Linked DNA regions of Homo sapiens: region 2 is linked to region 1. A link is a loop called in an ENCODE intact Hi-C map of the cell type or tissue named here. Cell type or tissue: chondrocyte. All regions are shown on one strand.

Evidence for each region. Hi-C counts contacts between places; a loop is a spot of excess contacts. Peaks named below come from ENCODE experiments on the same cell type or tissue, not always from the same donor. Only the 100,000 strongest peaks of a DNase experiment are listed, where the experiment ranks them.
Region 2: a loop joins it to region 1, with 2.6 times the contacts of the local background. A loop is called at or near these places in 3 of 110 quality-filtered maps.

The regions. Positions count from the first base shown.
Region 1 is chr17:30,902,364-30,910,363 of GRCh38, forward strand. TEFM (transcription elongation factor, mitochondrial) reads right to left here and starts at 3,875. Exons shown (of 4, transcript NM_024683.4): 1 at 3,805-3,875; 2 at 1,703-2,166. The coding sequence starts at 3,835. RefSeq lists enhancers at 4,365-4,634, 4,613-5,413. In chondrocyte, a CTCF peak has its summit at 4,190; a DNase peak (open chromatin) is centred at 3,948.
Region 2 is chr17:31,369,867-31,377,866 of GRCh38, forward strand. It overlaps NF1 (neurofibromin 1), which reads left to right. Exons shown (of 58, transcript NM_001042492.3): 58 at 4,147-7,809. The coding sequence ends at 4,289. Among named protein-coding and RNA genes, the nearest start is that of RAB11FIP4, 18 kb to the right of the region's middle. RefSeq lists a silencer at 1,845-2,139. In chondrocyte, CTCF peaks have their summits at 3,475 and 3,678; no DNase peak of the experiment used is centred here.

The sequences.
Region 1 (8,000 bases):
GTGCACAAGCATTACTGAACCAGACTACACACAATACTTCGTCGGCAATCGATTTTTTCTTAAAGGATTTTACTGCATGACTTATATCTCCATAAAAACTGACTTAAAATCCAGCCCCCTAAATAAGATGCAACTCCACTCTAATCTGGGTATAAATAGTTTTGGCCATGAATCTGGATGAGAATCCTCCCTGAAGAATTTGGTTAAAATATGTTCCAGATCAATTGCAGCAGTTCTACTTGGAGTCCATGAGTGGACTTAACAGAATCTGCCAGTCCTCTGAAACTGTGTAGTATTCTGTGTATATGTGCTATATCTTTTTCTATGGGAAGAGGGTCCACAGCTTTCATCAGGTTTTCAAAAGTACCCATATTCCTCAAAAAACGGACCCACTGGTCCAGAAAAAAAATGGTGCTTATGATTTTTATGAGATAATGATTATCAAGCAATGTTACACAGGACATGAGTTCCTCTAAAGTTTAATACTTGAGTGCTGTGGCCGGGCGCAGTGTCTCACACCTGTAATCTCAGCACTTCGGGAGCCCGAGGCAGGTGGATCACGAGGTCAACAGATCAAGACCATCCTGGCGCCAACATGGTAAAACCTCATCTCTACTAAAAATACAAAAATTAGCTGGGCGTGGTGGCATGTGCCTGTAGTTTCAGCTACTCAGGAGGCTGAGGCAGGAGAATCGCTTGAACCTGGGAGGTGGAGGTTGTTGTGAGATCATGCCACTGTACTCCAGCCTGGCGACAGCACAAGACTCTGTCTCAAAAAAAAAAAAAAAAAAAAAATTGGCTGTGTCAAATATTTCTAGTATTTATTTTTTTAAGACAATAGAAAAAGAATTGCTTTTAGAATGGTGTTTTTTTTTTTTTTTTGAGACAGAGTCTTGCTCTGTAGCCAGGCTGGAGTGCACTGGCGTGATGTCAGCTCACTGCAACCTCTGCCTCCCAGGTTCAAGAGATTCTCCTGCCTCAGCCTCCCGAGTAGCTGGGACTACAGGCCCACGCCACCATGCCCAGCTAAATTTTGTATTTTTAGTAGAGATGGGCTTTCACCACATTGGCCAGGATTGTCTGGATCTCTTGACCTTGTGATCCGCCCGCTTTGGCCTCCCAAAGTGCTGGGATTACAGGTGTGAGCCAGCCGCTTTTTTTTTTTTTTTTTAATCTTACCTATAGACTTGCATGATTCAAGATAAAATGCTTTTTAAAGGAGAAAAGGTACAGAAAATAATTTTAAATTCTGCCGGAAAGACTGGTATAATGTTCTAAAGTCACTCACTGGCCATAACCTATCTTTGCTCCTTAATTTCTCATTAATCCTAACATCACCCTTAGACACAGCCTGGTATCTCCAACGACACTCCTCTTAAATAAGCCTTGCCTAGACCTGCTTCTCAGCATCAACTGTTCTTTCTACCTACAATGCCCTCCTCTCCCATCCAAAGGATCTCTCTTTTAAGACCTAAATTGAGTTCTTCCAGTAAACTTTCCACAACAGTCACAGCCCATTGTTTTCTCTCCTCTCAACTGCCAATTTACTATCTGTACATCTCATTATTTGGTAGTGATCATATACTTGCCAACTAAACCTGAAGAACCCTGTCTTAGCCACTTCCCAACCCAATGCCCAGAAGAGTGCTTTCTAGAGTAGGTTCTCAAATATTAGGCAGTATAGCAGACATGAAGAATATACCTTAAGTCTTTCTCTTTCTATGTCTGGTTTGAGGAGCTTTCTCAGGAACCGGTTTTCCGGTGACTTTCTTTTTTCCCGTCCAGTCTTTGGACAAAGTATGGAGTTACAAACTTGAACTGTACTTTTATACTTAAACAAGGGCACATTCATTAAACTCTCTAAATTCTGAAATGGCCCAAAGTTTTCTCTGTGCTCTACGATATTGATGGACCTTCTTCCACGAAGCAATCGGAAAGCTTCAAGTTCTTTAGTAGATGCTGTATTCAACACATGCAAGATGGAAGCCTGCTGTTCTGAAGAGAAGAGCTTGTCAAGTGCATTTTCGGGCTCCTTTGCATTTTCATCACAAAAAGTAACATTGGGAGTAATTTTCTTAGGTGTAGTGGATTTTTTCCGACAGCAGAAATTATGTAAGGCCCAGTACAGGGATGACCTCGACGGGGTCAGAAAGCATCTCCACCTCTCTAAAAGGAAAATTTAGCAAAATATAAGTTGGATGTCCTACTTCCTTTGGGGTTAGTTGCAAGCTTGACTAGATCCTTTGCAAAGTCACAAATACTTTCCTGGAATTTAAGAACTAATAGAGGACAATATTAAATTGTCTTGGAGAATCATCTTTTTTTTTTTTTTTTGAGACGGAGTCTTGCTCTGTTGCCCAGGCTGGAGTGCAGTGGCCGATCTCGGCTCACTGCAAGCTCCGCCTCCCAGGTTCACGCCATTCTCCTGCCTCAGCCTCCCAGGTGGCTGGGACTACAGGCGCCTGCCACCACGCCCGGCTAATTTTTTGTATATTTAGTAGAGACGGGGTTTCACAGTGTTAGCCAGGATGGTCTCCATCTCCTGACCTCGTGATCCGCCCACCTCAGCCTCCCAAAGTGCTGGGATTACAGGCGTGAGCCACTGTGCCCGGCCCGAGAATCATCTTTAAAAGAGGATTAGTTTTTAAACTATATTATATAGAGTTTTAAATAGAGCTTTTGTTGTTTTCAAGTCACGAGAGATGTCTCCCGATATTTATGGATCAGTCCGAAGTTTTACTACCTAGAAAATTGTATTTTATACCCATCAGGAAGCAAGTAGTTGAAATAATTATTCCAACTGCTTAAAGTTTCTGATATTTTTAATTTAGAGGAATCTTTTTGTAACTAATATTTCCTGTTAAGGTTTGTCTTAGGCCGGGCGCGGTGACTCACGCTTATAATCCCAGCACTTTGGGAGGCCGAGGTGGGCGGATCACCTGAGGTCGGGAGTTCGAGACCAGCCTGACCAACATGGAGAAACCCTGTCTCTACTAATAATACAAAATTAGCCGGGCGTGGTGGCACATGCCTGTAATCCCAGCTACTCGGGAGGCTGAGGCAGGAGAATCGCTTGAGCCCGGAAGGCGGAGGTTGCGGTGAGCCGAGATCGCACCATTGCACTCCAGTCTCGGCAACAAGAGCGAAACTCCGTCTCAAAAAAAAAAAAAAAAGGGTTTTGTCTTCACTTCCATTTTCACATTTTAGTATCTCATCTGGTGGAACTAAATAAAATTAAATTTTGTACGTTTATAAGAAATGTTTCAGCTAAGTGATAGATTTAAGGGCAGTTTTACTTTCTTCCGTACACTTTTCAAGACTTCTACATGACGTTTTTGCAAGTATGAGAAACACCATACAATGCATAACTTTGTAAAACCAGTGGGAAGTCACTCTAACATCGCAGCCACAGGAAAGTAATGTGGCCAGAGGTAAGCAAGCGGCTGTGAGAATGTGAACCATCCGCCCACTCTGAGGAGCCACCCGTGGACCCTGAGGCCGGGGAAGCACAAATGTTCCGAAAACTGCCCCGTCAGCTAGGCTGGGGCCCCAAGAGAGGGGCCTGAACAAGGGACATGAGGAAGGAAACACTCTAGGACATGAGGGACATGAGGAAGGAAACACTCCAGGTTCCTCCAGAATACCTCCAGCCGTATTCCATTAGCCTCTAGGGTCAGAGGCTAATGACAGACGGGAAATCACCCCAGTGTTCCAAGCACCCTACCTCCCGCCGTATTCCATTAGCCTCTAGGGTCAGAGGCTAATGACAGACGGGAAATCACCCCAGTGTTCCAAGCACCCTACCTCCCGCCGTGAAGAGGACAGACCCGCTCATCTCCAAGTTGAATCAGTAGGTCCAGTCTTCCTCCATTGACTTCCGGTTCCTGCGTGCTGCGCCCAAAAGCGCTCGGCCTGCACTCGGCGGAAAGGTTGTTGTCCAAGCGGCGTTCCGGGGCAAGGCCCGAGGTGTGTCCCGCTGAGCAGTGGGTCGTCCGCGTCTGGGCTGCGGGCTTCCAGGCGGGCGCCTGCCGAGGCCCTGTCCCCGGATCCCGAGTCCCTGGCTGGCCCGCAGTCTTCTTCCACTGCACCGGGGAAACGTTCTTGCCCCTACCGACTCCTGAGAGCCGCTGGGCCGAATCTCCAGGAAGGCGATTCCGAGGCCAGTTTTAGTCTGTAGTGGGTAAAGTGCCTCCTTCGTGGAGACTCCCTGGGTTTCTCCTAGACACTTAGATTGAGGAGCTCCTGTTGGGGCCCAGCCTGTGGCGCCGGGAGCGGGATCAGGTAGGGGCAGCGTAGACAAGGTCCTCAAATAACCTTTTCACCAGGTAGACTGGAATAACGGGGAGAGATGCGAAGTGTTTGAGGAGCTCAGCGGGGAAACAGGGCAGGCAAGGGATTAGGTAAAGGCGAGGGAGGAGGAGATTGCGTTGGCGCTGGAGCGGTATTCCTCTTAGAAGGGATAAAGGGAGATGAATGTAGCGCCGAATTTAGTTGGTCCTTGAATAATGGGTGGAGCAGTTGAATACTCCACCAGATAGGAAGCCTGAAGTCCCCGAGGTTTATGATTTGCAGTCAGACTGGAGAGTGTTCCTAGAAAATTGGCCATATACTGTATAGCGAATGTGAGGCTGGATTGCAGGTGAAGAGCCTGGGAGCAATGAGAAGTCGCGAAGAGAGTGTATCTTCCCAGGTGAGAGGCAAGCGTAAGGAATTTTTTTTTTAACAGTCTTGCTCTGTCGCCCAGGTTGGAGTGCAGTGGTGCGATCTGGACTCACTGCAAACTCCGCCTCCCGATTTCAAGTGATTCTCGTGCCTCAGCCTCCCGAGTAGCTGAGATTACAGGCGAGCGCCACTACGCCCGGCTAATTTTTGTATTTTTAGTAGAGACAGGTGTCACCATGTTGGCCAGGCTGGTCTCGAACTCCTGACCTCAGGTGATCCGCCCGACTCGGCCTCCCAAAGTGCTGGGATTACAGGCGTGGGCCACTGCGCCTGGCCAACCGTAAGGAATTGAACCTAGGAGATGTAAGGAGAGTGGAAAGAAAAGAATTATTTCTGGAAGATGGGGAGCCAGTTTTGTGAAAAACGGGGAATTCAGGAGGGAGGGAAAGGTGATGAGTTTGCGTTTTTATGAGGCAGCAATGGGTTGATTGTTTGTGTCTGGAAGGCAGTGGGGATGTAGGGGAATCATAAGTATTAATAAAATGTGCTGGTCGGGAGCAGTGGCTCCCAAAGTGTAATTCCAGCACTTTGGGAGGCCGAGACGGGCGGATCGCTTGAGCTCTTGAGTTCCAGACCACCCTGGGCAACATGGCGAAACCCCGTCTCTACGAAAAAATTAGCCGGGTGTGGTGGAGCACGCCTGTTATCCCAGCTACTCAGGAGGCTGAGGTGGGAGAATCACCTGAGCCCGGGAGGTAGAGGTTGCAGTGAGTGGAGATCGTGTCACCACACTCCAGCGTGGGGGACAGAGCCAGACCTTGTCTCAAAAAAAGAAAAAAAATTGCTCATAGGAAGTCTAGAAACCTTGGCAGTTTCTGGGGAACTTAGGAATCTAACAAGAAATAACATCAACTTTTTTCTGCAAAATCCTCCAAATCAGGAGGAAATAATTTCCTCAACTGTAGGGCTTATTCAGTTTACTGAGATGTTATGATTGAATTGCATCCCTCAAAACAGATTTGTTGAAGTCCTAACCCCCAGTACCTTATTATTTCCAAATAAGGTCATTGTAGATGTAACTAATTAAAATGAGGACAGGAAGGCCGGCACGGTGGCTCACGCCTGTAATCCCAGCGCTTTGGGAGGCCGAGGAGGGGGGATTACGAGGTCAGGAGATCGAGACCATCCTGGATAACACGGTGAAACCCCGTCTCTACTAAAAAATACAAAAAATTAGCCGGGCGTGGTGGCGGGCGCCTGTAGTCCCAGCTACTCAGGAGGCTGAGGTAGGAGAATGGCGTGAACCCGGGAGGCAGAGCTTGCAGCGAGCTGAGATGGCACCACTGCACTCCAGCCTGGGCGACAGAGCGAGACTCTGTCTCAAAAAAATAAGTAAATAAATAAAATAAAATGAGGACACGCTGGACTGGGGCAGGGACTAATCCAACATGGCTGCTGTTCTTATGAGAAGATGACTCTGTGAATGCCATGTGAAGATGGAAGCGGAGATTGGAATGATGCTTTCTACAAACCCAGAAAGGCCAAGGGTTGCCAATAGTCACTAGAAACTAGGAGAGAGGCATGGGCCAGAGTCCCCTTAGAGCCCTTTGAAGGAACAAGCCCGGATAACACCTTGATTTTGGGCTTCCAGCCTCCTGAACTGGAGAGAATAAATGACCAGTTTGTGGTCATTTGTTACAGCAGCCCTAAGAAACTAATACAAGAGGCCATAAGGATTCCTGGTGTTGCTTTCAGAGATGGTCTGGTTCGCTAGCAAGACACAGTTTATCACTTAGTAACTGCATCACCATAGTCAGTTTCTTATCCTCTCTGAACCTCACCTTCCTCATTTGTAAAACGGAGTTAATGGTACCTACCTCACAGGGCTGCTTGGAGGATGCATGAGAAACTGGATGCAAAGAACCCAGCATAAGATAAGAGTTCAATCAATGTGGTTTTGCCCAGTAAAGCATCCCCCCTCTTCCTGAGAAATGATTATGAATGACCTATAGGGGAATCACCCTCCTTCCTGAAAGCATTTATTCAGAAATATGCTTTGACCAGAGCCAGAAATACAAAGGAAAGAGATAAGTATTGCCTGATTTACTGTAAACCAGAATTGATGCCTCCAAAATGAAAGTCACCGTCTTCCCCCAAAAACTAGCTCCTTCTCACTTCCCTGTTTTTGTCACCCAGATGCAGGTGTCTCTGGCTCTTTCTACTCCTTCCATCATTATGTCTAGCCTGTTATCTAGTTTCTGTGTTTTTAAAACTTTTGACTGATCCAGGATACATGTGTGATACAAAAGTTTCATTAAAAAAAAAAAAAGGCCAGGTGTGGTGGTTCAACACTTGTAATACCAGCACTTTGGGAGAGCAAGGCAGGCAGATTCATTGAGCCCAGGAGTTTACGACCAGCCTGGGCAACATGGCAAGACCCCATCTTTACCAAAAATACCAAAAAAAATTAGCTGGGCATAGTGGTATGCGCCTGTAGTTCCAGCTACTTGGGAGGCTGAGGTGGGAGAATCCCTTGAGCCTGGGAGGTGGAGGTCGTAGTGAGCAGAGATTGCACCACTGTACTCAAGCCTGGGTGGCAGAGTGAGACCCTGACTAAATGAAAAACAAAAACAACCATTGTATTTTTGCATGTGATACAACCTGATATTTTCTATTTCCTTCTTTTTTTTTTAAGTTAGGAGTGCAAAAGGTTTATTGAAAAAAACAAAAACAAACTAAAATCTGTTTTGAAGCCTGCAGGACATTAGAGGGTGATGTCCAATAGATAGAGATGCACATCTGAAGCTAAGGAGGAGCACTGAGCTGGGGTGTATGTTTGGAGGCCGTCAGCCTGTAGAGATGGTACTTTACTCATGAGAACAGATACGAGGAGCCAGGGAGAGGGGGTAGGCGTGAGAAAAGCACAGTGAGATAAGGAGAGAACTCCTTGGGAGCACCACCATTAGATGTGGTTAGAGGATTCCGATTCCCAAGAAGATTGAGAAACAATGTTCACATTTAAAAGGAAACAGGAGGCTGGGCACTGTGGCTCACGCCTGTAATCCCAGCACTTTGGGAGGCCAAGGCAGGCAGATCACCTGAGGTCAGAAGTTCGAGACCAGCTTGGCCAACATGGTGAAACCCCATCTCTACTGAAAATACAAAAATTAGCCGGGCGTGGTGGTGGGCGCCTGTAATCACAGCTACTTGGGAGGCTGAGGCAGGAGAATGGCCTGAACCTGGAGGCAGAGGTTGCAGTGAGCCGAGATTGCACCACTGCATTCCAGCCTGGGCGATAAGAGAGAGACTCCGTCTCAAAGAAAACCAAAAAACAAAAA
Region 2 (8,000 bases), 470 kb after region 1:
GAATGCTGCCAAAATTCTTAGAAGTGAGAATTATGCTGAGAAACTTAAATGCCAGAACTAGATACTATGATCATTCTGTTTCATACTACCTTGGCTTTTTCAAGATATATTTTGGTGTAAACGTAATGCATTTTAATTGTTTTTTTTTAATGACTTTCCAAGATTTTTGTTAGTTTCTCCTTTGATCCTTACAGTAAAACATCTTTGCTGTGAAGTTGAACTTAGGAATCACAGTCACACCACATTTACCTATGTGTGATTTATACAGTTGGGTCACTAAGTAGGAAGAAAACATACATTCCAAAAACAAGAATTTAGATGAAAAATGAATTTGAGAAAAGAAGTAGAATATCAACTTTTGACATAGTGTTGAAGCTTTTGGTTATGAGGGATGGGGCTGACAAGTCACTCGTACTTTTACATTTTTAATTAATGTGCTCATTAGGAAAAAAATTGGAAAATTCAGAAAAATAAAAGGAAAAAGTTACCCACAATCCTATCATTCTAAGATAGATAACCACTGTTTATTAACATTTTGGTGCATTTCCTTCCAGTTTCTTTTTTTTATATACTTGAGGTCATAGTATGTGAACAACTTTATAGCTTGTTTTGTACCCTCAACATTTAACAGGAGATAAATAAGGCCTTTAAAATTATTTGAGGTTTGACGGTTATTTGCTTCACAAAACAGAAAGTGGAATGTTCTTAGCACTTTTTTGAAGATACCTTCACCCTAGTGACTTCATCTACATTACTACAATTTATGTAATTGTAATTCTCAGGAATAACACTGTGCCCAAACAGAAGCATTGCCACCCATGTCATGACTGTTTTCCCCTCAGAGTAGGCCATGGTCTAGTAGTAGCAAGACACACAAGAACGAGCCCCAGGGTAGCAGATTGCTGGCAGAGAGTCACAGGGCCTTCCTAGTGGTCATCCATGCTTCATGCCCCTCCTGCATGCGGGCCAGCTCCAAGTTGTTTCAAACCTTTGTCTTTTTAAGGTCCTAGTTTTGCCTGAATCTTATTTTCTATTAAAGAAACAACTCAGAATTACTGGACTTGAAACTTGTAGGCCAAATGCAAATTTGAGGAAATGGAAGGTCAAATACGCTGACAAATTCATAATTTTAAGTGGAGGATGCCAAAGGGAAAAAAAAAAGTTCTATCTTTTCAACTAAAAATATTATACCACTCTCTGGAGATCAGGGATTGCATGCTTTGGGGCTCTGAATTACAGGTATCTAGCTATCACATTTTAAAATGGAAGTGTTCAGTTCATTCAGTATTAATTGAAAATAATTTTTCAATGTATTGAAAAAATAACTAGATTTTACAGGAAAACAAAAATGAATAATAATGATCTTTACCCTTCTCAGTGCCTTTACTCAGTAGAGGAAGATGGATGTACAAGTTGTAGAATCATAGGCAAGTTAATTTAAAAGCAAGGAAGGAGAAAGTAGTTCTGGCAAGAGACAGAATAATGCATCATGAAGGAAAAGGATATGAGAAAAAAAAATATGGGTTGAATTTTATCTTGTAGAGATACGCAAGACAATTAAAAGAGCCTACACAAACATACATCCCAAAGAAGCTCAAGGCACATTCCAGAGATCATGAGCAGCTTTCTTTCAGTTTTGTTATTTCTTTTGTAAATAGCTCTGGAGAGGATGCAAATAAATATACAGAAGAGAATTTAAATAGACCAGAATTCTGTTACCCAGAGAAAAGTTCCATGAATGTTTCTAGTCATCTTTCTATGCATATGATTAGATTAGATTAGATTAGAACATGACTAGCCTTAAAAAATTTAATAAGGGTTTTAAAAAAGATTTGAATAGAACAGATTTTCAGTGGTGGTTCAGCTATGCTCACCTCCTGGAGAAATGTCGCTGATGTTTTTCCTTGCACTCATATGCCTGATGCAGTGCACATGTTCATAAACAGTCACTGACAAATGCCCATGTTCCTTTGACAGCAGTTCAGATTTTCAAGACAGCAAATCTCTGTTGAGCACGTGTAAACCAGGCCACGTGCTTACAGATGCCTGATACTCTTGAGTCGAATTCAGAGCTGAATCCAAATGAAAGATGAGTGGCTCCTAGAGGGAGGTCATCCCAAGTTCATTTCCTGTTCATGAGCCAACAAATAACTAACTGGGTAGATCTATGTACATTTTCTGTAACATAATGAATACTTCTTGACTTGAAATATTACTTTTTGTCCAAAAATGGAAATTTTTCTATTCTAAGATTTAAAATTTCAATATATAAAGAAGAATAAAGTACAAATTAGCTGAAATCTTGCCATACAGAGGTAAAATATATTTTTTAGTCCTTTGGCTTCTGACAGAGATAAAATATTTTGGCAGATGTTTACCCAGCCCTACGCCCTCTCCCCACAGTGTGTGGGTGTTTTTTTCCTACTCCAAAAATTGTGGTCATCTTTTTGTATCAGTAAATATCAATCAGTAATGTACATTTTGATACAAATTACTAAAACGTTCTGCAGCTGTTTGCTTTCCCGCCAAAATTTATGCCAGCAGTAAGTATAATCAGTCTAATTTTGGGGGTAAATTTTATTGATGTTTAACAGAAAAGTTCACAAATTGCAAGTTTTCAGCTTAGTGAACTTTTAAAATGTAAACACACTTGAAAATCCATCATCTACATCAAGAAACAGAACATTACCAGCATCCCAAGAAGCCATCCTCATGCCCCCTTAAGTCACTACTTCCGCAAGGGTGACCACAGTCCTGTTACCCAATTTGTAATCTTTCCTAATGTGATAGATAAAAATAAAAATCTTATTTTAGTTTCTGGTTACTTTTCTGAAGTTACTGCTTAGATTATTTATAATATTAATTGGGGTGGGGTGCAGTGGCTCATGCTTGTAATCCCAGAACTTTGAGAGGCCAAGATGGAAGGATTGCTTGAGACCAGGAGTTCAAGACCAGCCTTGGCAACATAGTGAGACTCTATCTCTAGACAGAATTTTAAAATTAGCTGGGCATGGTGGCATGCACCTGTAGTCCTAGCTGTTTGGGAGGCTGAGGCGAGAGGATAGCTTGAGCCTGGAAGTTCAAGGTTATAGTGAGCTATGATCACACCACTGCACTGCAGCCTGTGCAACAGGGCAAGACCCTGTCTCTAAATAAATAATCAATCATTGTTAGGCCCAGGTTTTGGAGGTTTAATCTCCTCCTCAAGAGAAATAAATGGCATCTGTTTAAGGTTGCAGAATGTGAAATGACTTGGCATAGCTGAAAAGAAGCAAAGATTCTACAGTATGACCTTTGTGATATATTATTTTCTCAGTAAATAGTTTCTTTGGGATAGGCACTGTGATTAAAAAAATAAAAGCATCTTGAGTTTTCTTTGAAGTGACAAATTTGCTGGAAAGATCAGTACTTTCTGCTGCTGGAGAGTATATTCTGTTTATAAACATGAATGAGGATGTGAATAAGGCTAGAAGATGACCTCTGCTGGAAGTTTCTGGTATGATTTGGAGGAAGGAGCACTAGTCTTCCCTGGTGGCTGCTAGCCTTTCATTTAGTTCAAGCCTGCCAGCCTCTAGCTTTTCCTTGCAACTTGTCTTTTCATTTTTCTTGTGCTATTTTCTGCTATGATAGCAAACTTTGCATAACAAAATGTGAAGTTTTCCATGTGACATTAACTTAGTAAACATTTTAGCAATTGACTATTAAAATGAAATGTGCATAAACAATTTGCCAGGTTGTATCTTATCACAAATATAGTCATGTGCTGCATAACAACATTGCAGTCAACAACAGAACACATATAGACAGTGGTCCCGAAAGATTATAATACTGTATTTTTACTGTACCTTTTCTGTGTTAGATATACAAATAGTTAGCATTGTGTTACAACTACATAAAGTACACAATATGGTAACCTGCTGTACAGGTTTGTTGCCTGGGAGAAACAGGCTATACCATATAGCCTTGGTGTGTAGTAGGCTATGCTATCTAAGTTCATGTAAGTACACTCCACAATATTTGCACAGACAAAATCGCCTAATGATTGTTTCCTAGAATGTGTCCCCGTTGTTAAGCGACACATGACTGCAATGAAATTCAGTCCTGGAAGGAAAAGAAGAAGTAACTGGCTGTTCTCTTTTTCTCCAGGAATCGACAAGGAGAACGTTGAACTCTCCCCTACCACTGGCCACTGTAACAGTGGACGAACTCGCCACGGATCCGCAAGCCAAGTGCAGAAGCAAAGAAGCGCTGGCAGTTTCAAACGTAATAGCATTAAGAAGATCGTGTGAAGCTTGCTTGCTTTCTTTTTTAAAATCAACTTAACATGGGCTCTTCACTAGTGACCCCTTCCCTGTCCTTGCCCTTTCCCCCCATGTTGTAATGCTGCACTTCCTGTTTTATAATGAACCCATCCGGTTTGCCATGTTGCCAGATGATCAACTCTTCGAAGCCTTGCCTAAATTTAATGCTGCCTTTTCTTTAACTTTTTTTCTTCTACTTTTGGCGTGTATCTGGTATATGTAAGTGTTCAGAACAACTGCAAAGAAAGTGGGAGGTCAGGAAACTTTTAACTGAGAAATCTCAATTGTAAGAGAGGATGAATTCTTGAATACTGCTACTACTGGCCAGTGATGAAAGCCATTTGCACAGAGCTCTGCCTTCTGTGGTTTTCCCTTCTTCATCCTACAGAGTAAAGTGTTAGTCCTATTTATACATTTTTCAAGATACAAGTTTATGAGAGAAATAGTATTATAACCCCAGTATGTTTAATCTTTTAGCTGTGGACTTTTTTTTTAACCGTACAAAACTGAAAGAACCATAGAGGTCAAGCCTCAGTGACTTGACACCATAAAGCCACAGACAAGGTACTTGGGGGGGAGGGCAGGGAAATTTCATATTTTATAGTGGATTCTTAAGAAATACTAACACTTGAGTATTAGCAATAATTACAGGAAAATAAGTGCGACCACATATATCTTAACATTACTGAATTAAAACTATGGCTTCTAAGTCCTTATCCAAACTCAGTCATCCAAACTAGTTTATTTTTTTCTCCAGTTGATTATCTTTTAATTTTTAATTTTGCTAAAGGTGGTTTTTTTGTGTTTTGTTTTTTGTAAACCAAAACTATACTAAGTATAGTAATTATATATATATATATATTTTTTCCCCTCCCCCTCTTCTTTCCTAACTAATTCTGAGCAGGGTAATCAGTGAACAAAGTGTTGAAAATTGTTCCCAGAAGGTAATTTTCATAGATGTTTGCATTAGCTCCATAGCAAAATGGAATGGTACGTGACATTTAGGGTAGCTGATATTTTTATTTTGTTAAATAATTTCCAAGAATAGAGTATGGTGTATATTATAAATTTCTTTGATAAGATGTATTTTGAATGTCTTTTAATCTTCCTCCTCCTCTCCAAAAAAATCAGAAACCTCTTTAAGAAAACATGTAGGTTATATATGCTAGAATTGCATTTAATCACTGTGAAAAGACTGGTCAGCCTGCATTAGTATGACAGTAGGGGGGCTGTTAGAATTGCTGCTATACTGGTGGTATGGATTATCATGGCATTGGAATTTTCATAGTAATGCAGATCCAATTTCTTTGTGGTACCTGCAGTTTACAAAATAATTTGACTTCAGTGAGCATATTGGTATCTGGATGTTCCAATTTAGAACTAAACCATATTTATTACAAAAAGATATTAATCCCTCTACTCCCAGGTTCCCTTTATATGTTAAGATATAATGGCTTTGAGGGGGGAAAAAATAAACCTAGGGGAGAGGGGAGTTTCCTGTAGTGCTGTTTCATTAGAGGATTTCAGTAAATTAAATTCCACAGCTAATTCAATAAATAATGGTACATTTAAGTGTTCTGATTTTAATAATATATTTCACATTTATCCACACAGTAACAATGTAATATGTTAATGTAAATAAAATTGGTTTTGATACTCAGAAATAACAAGAATTTAATTTTTTAAATTTGTTTACAGTCCTGGGAAAAGTAAGAATTATTTGCCAAAATAAGAGGAAAGAAAACCTTAGTATTATTAATGAGTTTACCATAGAATTGTTGGAAATACTGAAGACAGGTGCAATTTACTAAACTTTTGTTTTTAAACTATTGTAGAGGCTGCATTAGAAGAAAATGTTTATAATGACAGAGCAACTATGACTATATAAAAAAGCTGAAATTAGAACTGTGTTTAGAAATAGATCAGTAACCCAGTGCCAAGGATGCCAAGCTGCCACCATGGTCTTGGCTCTCCCACAACCCAGTGTTTCTGGGGTAAGTTTCACAGTTTCTAGGCCCTGGAATAGCAGGCAGTGTAAGCCTTTGATAACTTTAGTTCGATGTTTTTCTTGTTTTTGTTTGTTGGTTTGGTGCATATGATAGTGGGTGTTATGCTATTTTGCTCTTCCCATCAAAATAAAGAAACTTCCAGAGGTTTACTGTTAAAAATACTGATATTTCCATAAACGGGTTTACCAAGGGTGTAGTATTTCATACCGCCTGAAATGATCAGCATTGGCACAAATCAAAATTCAGCCGCCTTTGAAATGCAAAAATACCTTTGACTAGTAAGTACATCCTAGGAGTTTGAAAACTTAACTAAGGTTTAAAATTTACCTTGTTTAAAGAACTTCTGACTTTTGAGGAAAATCTAGCTTTCCAAGTAACTAAAATGTACATGAGATAAACCTCTCACCACTATGTGTCCCTTGAGAAATGCAACACTTTTTTAGTCTTCATACTTGTAATCTATAAAAGAAATTCTGAAGTTTAGACCAAGTTGCCCATTTCTGCGTAATTGACATAAGTTCTGTTAAAAATATTATAAGTAATTCGTTTCGGTTTGTAGATGTTTCCCCTGACTTGTTAAAGAGGAAACCAGGAACTCAGTCATGTTTTTGTCCTGGATAATCTACCTGTTATGCCAGTACTCCCATCCGAGGGGCATGCCCTTAGTTGCCCAGATGGAGATGCAGTTCAGTAGATTTGGGGCAAAGTGGCTACAGCTCTGTCTTCCATTCACTCAACACCTGTTCATGACTGAGCCAGGTGCCCAGGACACATCCTAAACAGTCAGCTTCTATCCTGTGTCCTAGTTGGGGAGACAGAGTGCCAGCCAGCAACCCTCCCAGGTTTGTAGGTTTTAGGGGTTTTCAGTTTTGTTTGGGTTTTTTGTTTTTTGTTTTTGTTTCTACATCCTTCCCCGACTCCCAGGCATAATGAGGCATGTCTTACTCAATGTTATGCAATGGATTTAGGCAAAAATTCATTCTTAGTGTCAGCCACACAATTTTTTTTAATGCAGTATATTCACCTGTAAATAGTTTGTGTAAAATTTGACAAAAAAAGTATATTTACTATACTGTAAATATATGTGATGATATATTGTATTATTTTGCTTTTTTGTAAAGCAGTTAGTTGCTGCACATGGATAACAACAAAAATTTGATTATTCTCGTGTTAGTATTGTTAACTTCTTTTTGCGACTGCGTTACATCATTTAAAGAAAATGCTGTGTATTGTAAACTTAAATTGTATATGATAACTTACTGTCCTTTCCATCCGGGCCTAAACTTTGGCAGTTCCTTTGTCTACAACCTTGTTAATACTGTAAACAGTTGTACGCCAGCAGGAAAAATACTGCCCAACAGACAAAATCGATCATTGTAGGGGAAAATCATAGAAATCCATTTCAGATCTTTATTGTTCCTCACCCCATTTTCCTCCTTGTGTATGTACTTCCCCCACCCCCCTTTTTTTAAGTAAAATGTAAATTCAATCTGCTCTAAGATATGAGGAGTTATTTAATTTCTTCAGATGTATCGAGCTCTGTTTTCTTCCCCCCGAGTCCTCCCAATCTTTTGAAACATTAAGGCCATTTTCCTTAAGGATGTTTTTGGCTCTCCTACTCCCCGTGAGAAAGATCTTTCCATTTCCAGAACTTCTCCACACTAAAAGTGAAATATTTTTGTGAAATGCT